2 separate regions of the Homo sapiens genome follow, and region 2 is linked to region 1. Evidence: read pairs that join two places in POLR2A ChIA-PET (ENCODE). Cell type or tissue: A673. All regions are shown on one strand. Links, peaks and the distances in the headings refer to the core of each region. The heading gives the core; the rest is flanking DNA.

Region 1 (4,500 bases), core at 369-4,368:
AGATGGCCTGGATCCAGGTTCTGAGCAGAGCAGCAGACAGTCTAGAGCTATAGCCACACAGATGGCTGGGGATTGCGCAGCAGGGTCTAGACACGACCCTGCCACAGTAGGTCGTCTCCCTCTGTTGGCACAAACAGACATGACATTGTTGGCAGAGTCATGTCTGAAAGATTATAATTAAAAGTATAAAGTTTTAAAAAATTAGAAGTAGTTTAAGAGTCATAATTTTAAAGAGAGTTTAGCAAATTGGAAAACTGCATTAGCAAATAGAATAAATTTTGTTAAAAAGTCAATTAGAATAAATCAATCTTCTATATCATTCTTCTTTTAAAAATAGCTTTCCTGGGTATAAATGGCATTTGCTTCACAATGAAAGAGAAGGGTCCCCCTCTGTTGGTTTCTAAAGGGCACTACACTCTTCAGAATCCTGGAGCCTGACCTTTTTTTTAAGGAATCAGATTCTAGTCTGGTCTTGGATTTAAAAGCAAACAAATATCAACATTAAAAACATCCTTTTGGCCAGGCACAGTGGCTCACACCTGTAATCCCAGCACTTTGGGAGGCCAAGGCAAGAGAATTGCTTGAGGCCAGAAGTCTTTTGTTGTTTGATCAATTTCCAAGATAATTTTTAGCACTCAAATACATTTATCCACTTTTATGATCTAAGTAGGGATTTTTCCCCTCATGAAAAACGGGTTATTTAGCTGGGCACGGTAGCTCATGCCTGTAATTGCAGCACTTTGGGAGGCCAAGGCCAGAGGATCACTTGAGCCCAGGAGTTCAAGACCAGCCTGGGCAACATAGTGAGACCCCATCTCTACTAAAAGTTAAAAAAAATTGCCAGGTTCGGTGGCGTGCGCCTGTGGTTCCAGTTTCTTAGGAGGCTGAGGCAGGAGGATTGCTTGAGCTCAGGAGTCAAAGCTTCAGTAAGCTGTGATTGAGCCACTGCACTCCAGCCTGGGTGACAGTGAGACCCTGTCTCCAAAAAAAAAAAAAAAAAAAAAAAAGAAAACAAAACAAAATGGGTTATTTAAAGAATATTAACGCAGAAGTTCTACTTCTATATACATGCTTAAGAAAATTGAAAATATATATTTACACAAATACTTGTATCTGAATCGTCATAGCAGCATTATTCATAATAGCCAAAATGTAGAAACTGCCCAAATATCTATTAACTGATGAATGGGTAAACAAAACACAGCATATCTATGCAATGATACTCAGCAATAAAAAGAAAGGAAATACTTATATGTGCTACAAAATGGATGAACTTTAAAAATACTATGTTAAGTAAAAGCTAGTCACAAAAGGCCAGCACATTGTATAATTCCATAATAGGCAAATCCATAGAAACAAAAAGTAGTATTGTGACTGGCTGGAGGAAGAGAAAAATAGGAAGTAACTGCTAATGAGTATAGGGTTTCTTTTTGACATGATGAAAAGATTCTGAAATTAAATTTTGTTAATGTTTGCACAACTCTATAAATATACTAAAAACCACTGAATTGCACATTTTTAAAAGGTGGATTTTATTGTATGTGAATTATATCTCAATAAATCTATGTGTTTTTTTAGAAAAAAAAAGAGTACTGATAAGGAAGATGCTTTATTTCTTAGAGACCCAAATATCAGACCCAAAATTTCATTTTATTTTAAAATGGCTTCTTAATACCATTGAATGCCTGTATTCTTAGAGCAAATGCCCCGATTTTTACAAACTGTCATATATAAGCATTGTTTGTTTTAAAATATATTTCATTTACTAGGATATTCAAATATTTATTTGGGGGCTCCTGTAATAGGCAGAGAGGGATGTATTGTGTTTTATTTTACCAAGCAAATTAATTATCTTTTGAGTAGAATTTTTAAAATACAGCATCAGAAATTGTAACTTTTATCTATAAAGTTTTAAATCTAGAATTGTATGGGGTCCACAATTATAGGTAGAGCCTGCCCTAACCTTGTGTTTTTCAAAAGATCATGATATATTTAGGGGTTTGTGGGGAACCGAGGTAGGTTATCCAGCCCAGTTCCTGCTGTATTTCCTCTACCTGCCTGCAGCTGCCCTTTCCCTGCGGAAGAACTGAGCCTCTGCCCATGACTTGTTTCTCACTCCCTCTCTGTGGCCTGGAGTCCCTCTTTACGGCGTTTTACATAAGAACCTCATAGAGCGGAAAAACAGAGAAAACCTTGGACCTCAGCTCCTCTAGGCCCCAAACTGATCTCCCCTTAACTTGAAGATCTCCAGGGCCTGAGATCCCACAAGTTTTCCTGGTCTTGGTAGCTCCTAGGTGTTTTTCCTGCATACACTAGGCCATGTTCAGAGTAGAAAGAGCCCAGGGTTTGGACTCAGACCAGAATTTCAATCTAGTACACGTGGACAAAGTATTTCAAGACATTAAGCCATGGCCAGGCGTGGTGGCTCACACCTGTAATCCCAGCACTATGGGAGGCCGAGACAGGCAGATCACCTGAGGCCAGGAGTTCAAGGCCAGCCTGGCCAACACAGTGAAACCCCATCTCTACTAAAAATATAAAAATTAGCTGGGCATGGTAGTGCACACCTGTCATTCTAGCTACTTGGGAGGCTGAAGCAGAAGAATTGCTTGAAGTGGGAGACGGAGGTTGCAGTAAGCTGAGATCATACCACTGCATGCCAGCCAGGGCAACAGAGTGAGACTCCATCTTAAAAAAAAAAAAAAAAGACTTTAAGCCCTGGTTCCCCAATTATAAAATGGGGTGTTGTAGGGGGCACTGACTACCTCTCAAGCTTATATGAGTTAAATAAGACATGCAGTGTGCTTCATCAATGACTGTGCTCAATTACAACTTCATTATCATTAAAATGTCAGAGATCCGTCATATCTAATCAGATCATTCAGGTACTTTTTGGAAACCTTCCCATCTTTCCAGCTGTCTTAACCTACCTCAGAAATAACCTTCACCATTCTTAACTGAAGGAGAGCATCATGAACGGCAGAATACACACACACACACACACACACACACACACACACACACACACACAAAAAGCAGACAACAAATTTACTTTTCCTCCAAATTGTGAAATTACCCACATGAATTTGATATGTACTTTATAAAAATAATCTTTACACATGTGCTTATTAACATTTAGAGGGATACAATTGTTTTGTTTTCATACTTTGGTGCTCTGAGAATCCACCTCTTTGCACCTCATGCAAGTGAACCGGGAAGAGTGAGGCATTCTATTGGGCCTTATTAAATGCAGTAGAGAGTGAACTCATGATCTTTATCTGCATTTTTAACAATTGGGCAAACTTTTCAGATTGTTCCAGCGTAATTTTTGTTATAGTGTCTTGGTATGGGGCATGTGGTCAGTTACTGCCAGTGTCATGTTTTTTGGCTCTGTCTGTAATCCACTCAGTTATATAGCCCTAATTTCTTTTTTGCTTTCATCTCCAGAATAAGGAGTTTGTGTGTCGAGGGCATGACTACGAGAGGCTGGAAGCCTTCCAACAGAGAATGCTGAACGAGTTCCCCCATGCCATCGCCATGCAGCACGCCAACCAGCCCGATGAGACCATCTTCCAGGCAGAAGCTCAGTGTATCCGCACCTACAAGGGCTGGACTCAGTGAGATTGCACTGGCTCTTAGCTGCAGAGCATTTCCATGCAAGGTTGTTCAGCCACCAGTCCCTTTTCAATAGCCACATCGTTACTGCTCCCTCTTTCCCATCATCTTAATTTTAGCTTAACTCCTTCTGAATAGAACTTAATTGTTCTATTTATTACGATGATGTCAGTTGAAAGAACTCTCTTGAAAGAATTTTTCCCTTTTAATTAAACCTCTTGTATAGCTCAACCCTGCCTTTAAAGCTCTTTTTTAGTGACATCCTTTAGAATAAACTTCCTTTGACATATCCTGTGGAAACTGCTTAAGTTCAAGAAAATCATAGTATTGTGTTTACTGGCACATATTATTCACCCCTCCCCCCACCCTGATTATTTGTATTCTGGAATGAGGAATGGAAGAGAAAGAGCTACTCCAGTATCTTTTGGGGGCTTTTAGCTATGGCATCCTGAACAGCCTTTAATCATTGCTGTATAATTCATGCTCTTATTGTCTAAACACAAACAACTGAGCTGAAATTATATAGGTGTTAGAGACAAAGGCAGTTCACCCCAGCACTCTTTTCTGAACCCCTCTGCCTTTTCCTGAAACTGATGGTCTTAAAAAACACTTTTAAAACTTCCACTGACAATTATGAATACCATTTCAAAGCAGAAACCAAAATGCAAGACATGCAAGAAAGTACATAGGAAAAATATTTTGCTATCTTTCTTTAAATAAGAAGAGAAGGAGGTAAATATACAAGTTAATATGATACTCCTTTAATGTAATTTTTAAAAATATAAACTATAACTAAACACCCTGCATATGAATACAAGATTTGGGACAGCAGTTATCACAGATGTGGGAAGGCTAGGGACACAGATAATCACACAGATAAATGTA
Region 2 (4,500 bases), core at 183-4,182, 670 kb before region 1:
ATTTGAACCCTGGCTTTACCACTTATCAGCTGCAAGTTACCAAATCTCTGTTCCTCAGTTTCCTCTTCTATAAAATAGCACTAATCAGTAGTACTTCTTGGGGTGGATGGGATAATTAAGATAATACATGCTGGCACTTAGCACATGCCTGGCACATGGTATTGATATACATCCAATAAGCTATCATCATCATCATTATTATAGAAAATCTATGACTTTCACTGCACTAACTTGTTTATATTTTTCTTTACTAGGCTTTGAGTTCCTTGTATCTAATTCATCTTTGTAACCCAGCACCTAGCACTGGCCTGAAAAGTAGGAGACACTCCATACATATTTTTTGATTGAATCATCAGGTTACTGCTTGGCTTATAACTCCTCACTGGCTCCTGATTGCCTGCGGAATAAGATTCACACTGTTTCAGCCTGGGCAACATAGTGATACTCCATTTCTACAAAAACATTAAAAAATTAGCTGGGTATTAGCTGGGTCACACACCTGTTGTCCCAACTACTTGGGAGGCTGTGGTGAGAGGATTGTTTGGTGGGCCCTAGAGGTTGAGAGAGACCCTGTCTCAAAAAAACAAACAAACAAAAAAAACTGTTCTCTTTAGCCTGATTTATGCACCTATTCAGCTTAATCTCCTATACTCTAAGCAAGATTGCTTGCAGCTCCCTGGACATTTCCTTCAATCAGGAATGTCCTTCCAGGCCCTTTCCCCAAACTTGGTGAACATTTTTTGATATATAAGACCTTAATCAAGTATCTTTTCCTTTAAAATCTTTCCTGACCCTTTTATAGGTGGCCAGCAAGTCTAGAAACATAGGCACATATATAATAAATGGTTTGTTGGTTGTATACTATAATACACAATGAAATAATAATATTTGCATTGCCTGATTTCATGGCCACCCTCTAGCTAGAACTGATCCCTCCTCCTCCTTCATGCTATTAGCCCCTTTTATGAAGACCTGATTAGCTGGGACAGAACATAGCACACAGAGGTTCTGCTTTATTCATCTTTGTATCTCAACCACCGAGCCCCATGATTGGCACAGACAGGCACTCAACAAATATTTGTTGAATTAATAAAACGTCAGTAAATATTTATGGATCATCATTGTATAGGCCAAGAAAAACTGCCACCCATTTAATCATTGATAGTGAATATCCCTAATCCCCCTACATTCATTTTCATCACTGCTGCTCTGGGTGTTCAATGAAGCAAAATACTTGGCATGTGTCTTGGTGATCTCATTTTGCATTTGTTGCAGTCAGCTTTCATTCATAGTTAAAACGTGTTCCTTGAACAAATATTTTCATTTTTAAAAAGAAAATTTTAAGGAAAAGTATCTGCTTTAATCAGTCAACATTATTTGAAATTCTTTTCCTTTAAGAAGAAAAATATTCGGACTGGCACGGTGGCTCACGCCTGTAATCCTAGCACTTTGGGAGGCCAAAGTGGGCAGATACCTGAGGTCAGGAGTTTGAGACCAGCCTGGCCAACATGGTGAAATCCCATCCCTACTAAAAATACAAAAATTAGCCAGACATGGTGGCGCACGCCTGTAATCCCAGCTACTTGGGAGGCTGAGGCAAGAGAATCACTTGAACCCAGGAGGCAGAGGTTGCAGTGAGCTGAGATCATGCCATTGCACTCCAGCCTGGGCAACAGAGCAAGACTCTGTTCAAAAAACAAAAACAAAAAAAAAAAAGAGAGAAAAAAGAAAAATATTGATAGATTAATAGGCATATAAAATATTTCAAAATTAATGATATATTGAAGTATGAATGTTGAATGTTCATTTTAGTAAGAGCCAACTAAAACCTGACCAGATAAATATATTTCTGTTAAGATCAACTTGAATTTATACTGGCTGTTGGAGCTCATGTATGGGGTTGCAGTCAGAGTATGTGGCATTTTTTACAAGCACGCACACACACACACACACACACACACACACACACACCTGTAGCAGATTCCTCTGGCTCAGTTTTGGACTGATAAAATCCAAGTCAGTCTCCTCTCAGCAAATTCTCCAGTGAAATAATATCCCTTAAAGATGACATTCAGCTAGAAAAATAAATGTTTAACATGACAGTTTCATGACATAGTCTGTGAAATTGAAGACAGCCCCTGGCTAATGATGATACCCACGTTGTCAGATCCATGTTTTGCAGTCAAACACTTAATGATCTAATAAGGGAACCATTTAGAGGTTCTCTCTGCTTTAATAATGACTCATTGTCCTGGGAATCTTCACTGTCTGTGAGAATAAGCCCTGGAGTGCCTCACAATTTGATGGTCACTATGACAACTCTGAAGCTTTCAGAGATGCTCTGGTTCTGTCCGCGGGTGGTTTTGTGTTGATCTGATTTTGAAGGAGTGTTGCAGTGGAGAGGTAATACCGCCATCACTTATTGAAATCTAAAGTAAAATTATTGCCGTCCAATAAAATATTACTCTGTTCACCATTAATCCAACCTATAAAAGGCATCTTGCATCATGAGGATAATATTTAGTCATAGCACAATAGCATCCAAGGCTAGGAGTGCCAAGTTGGCATTTGAAACCTCTCAGAAGAAGTTTTTAAATGATATAGGGTGATCAAAAAAATAACTGAACACTTCCAAAATGTATTTGTCAGTAACCAGGTAATTCAGAATCATGTATGAGCCAAACTGTGAGTGACCTTTTCAATGTCTATGGAAAGTGTTAGGTTGTGATCATGTTTATATTAATATTTGTATGTGTTCAATTCTTTTTGAATCATTCTGTACAATAGTATGAGTGTGATATTAGTATAATCTGAGGTCCAAACATCCCACAAAATGGGATTTAGATGGTCTTTGAAACCCCTGAAGTTATATGCAAAAATATTGTGTAGTTGAAAGTTAAAGTTATTTAATTTTATCCCATATTATAATTTGTCTTTATGTAATAACATGGAATTGATAAAAATTTTCATTAACAAATTTTACAATGATGTAATTACTTAATTGCTAAGTTAATCTTAAATTTAATTTAGAGTTTAATAAACTTCTACAGTTTTTAAAGTATATAGTAGACATATTAAAAATGTGTTATCATATTAGGTACAGTATATAACCCTGGCTGTTGTGGCACCATTATCATCATTCCTGCTGTGGGATCCAGGGCCATTGCTAGCCCACAGAAAAATCTTTCCAATTCATACAAATTTTAAGAAGGCTCCTAAATGCCCTTCTTTTGGTGGGAATGAGTCAGTCCTGCAGTGAGAAGCATCATTTAGTATATAGGCTTCATTTCAAACTCTTTTCATGCTCTCAGCTTGGTACCTATGTTCAGTGCACAAAATAAAGAACTATACACAGCAGCCCCACGGGGACCTCAATGAAAATGAGAATAGACTATGACTCTTCAATACTTTTACTAATTAAAATACCTCGAACAGAGAGCAAGACATGCTCATCAATTAAAAAATAAGACAGTCAGGCACAGTAGCTCACACCTGTAATCCTAGCACTTTGGGACGCCAAAGCAGGCTAATCACTTTGAGCTCAGGAGTTCGAGACCAGCCTGGGCAACACGGCGAAACCCTGTCTCTAAAAAAAAAATACAAAAATTAGCTGGGCGTGGTGGCTCACGCCTGTGGTCCCCGCTACTCAGGAGGCTGAAGTGGGAGGATAGCTTGAGCTGGGAAGTGAATGTTGCAGTGAGCCAAGATCACGCCACTGCACTCCAGCCTGGGCGGCCTAGCGAGACTCTGTCTCAAAAAAAAGAAATTATATTTAGTTGTGAAACTGCCTTTACAAAAATTATAACTGAGAAAATTATGACAGTGAAAGATCTGACCTGACTCCATCTTGCTTCTAACCTCCAAGCTGTCCTTGTTAATTCCTGGGTATAGGCAGAACTAACTTTGGGAGGAACTTAGTTTATAGTTTAACTTTGAAACAGAGGATGATAACAGCCCTTTCCTAAAACAAAACCCCTTTCTGCCTGGGGACTAGATTGCCCTTGCAGGATTAACAAATTAGCCACAAGATTAGAAACTGTGGTTTAGGAGTATGCAGCTGCAGGCTACAAGATTCTGAACCTCCCCAAATTGCTCCTGGAGATAACAACACTGTTGTAAAACCTAAAAGCAGTGCTTGAGGTATTTTGCAGACCCTGTACTCAGTGGATCAGCTGGCACCACGCAGATGGATAAACTGGCTCATCTGGTCTTCTGGCCCCACCCAGGAACTGATTCAGCACAAGAGGACAGCTTCACCTTCCTATGATTTCATCTGTGACCCCACCAATCAGCACACCCCACTTTCCAACCCACTACTCACCAAATTGTCCTTAAAAACCCTGATCCCTGAGTTTTTGGGGAGACTGATTTGAGTAATAATAAAACTCCAGTCTCCTGTACAGCTGGCTCTGCATGAATTCAACTCTTTCTCTATTCCAATTCCCCTGTCTTGATAAATTGGCTCTGTCTGGGCGGCAGGCAAGGAGAACCCATTGGGAG

What was found. ChIA-PET counts read pairs that join two places held together with the same protein. Peaks named below come from ENCODE experiments on the same cell type or tissue, not always from the same donor. Only the 100,000 strongest peaks of a DNase experiment are listed, where the experiment ranks them.
Region 2: POLR2A ChIA-PET joins it to region 1 with 16 read pairs; 3 of 35 experiments call an interaction of 5 or more read pairs at or near these places.

The regions. Positions count from the first base shown.
Region 1 is chr7:111,759,270-111,763,769 of GRCh38, reverse strand. It overlaps DOCK4 (dedicator of cytokinesis 4), which reads left to right. Exons shown (of 53, transcript NM_001363540.2): 40 at 3,448-3,589. The region is part of intron 1 of LOC124901726 (a long non-coding RNA gene); the gene reads right to left. Among named protein-coding and RNA genes, the nearest start is that of DOCK4-AS1, 47 kb to the left of the region's middle. In A673, for the core only: a CTCF peak has its summit at 379; a DNase peak (open chromatin) is centred at 379.
Region 2 is chr7:112,433,093-112,437,592 of GRCh38, reverse strand. All of the region lies in intron 2 of LOC105375457 (a long non-coding RNA gene), which reads left to right. It also overlaps a transcript of IFRD1 not described here. Among named protein-coding and RNA genes, the nearest start is that of IFRD1, 15 kb to the left of the region's middle. In A673, for the core only: no CTCF peak of the experiment used is centred there; no DNase peak of the experiment used is centred there.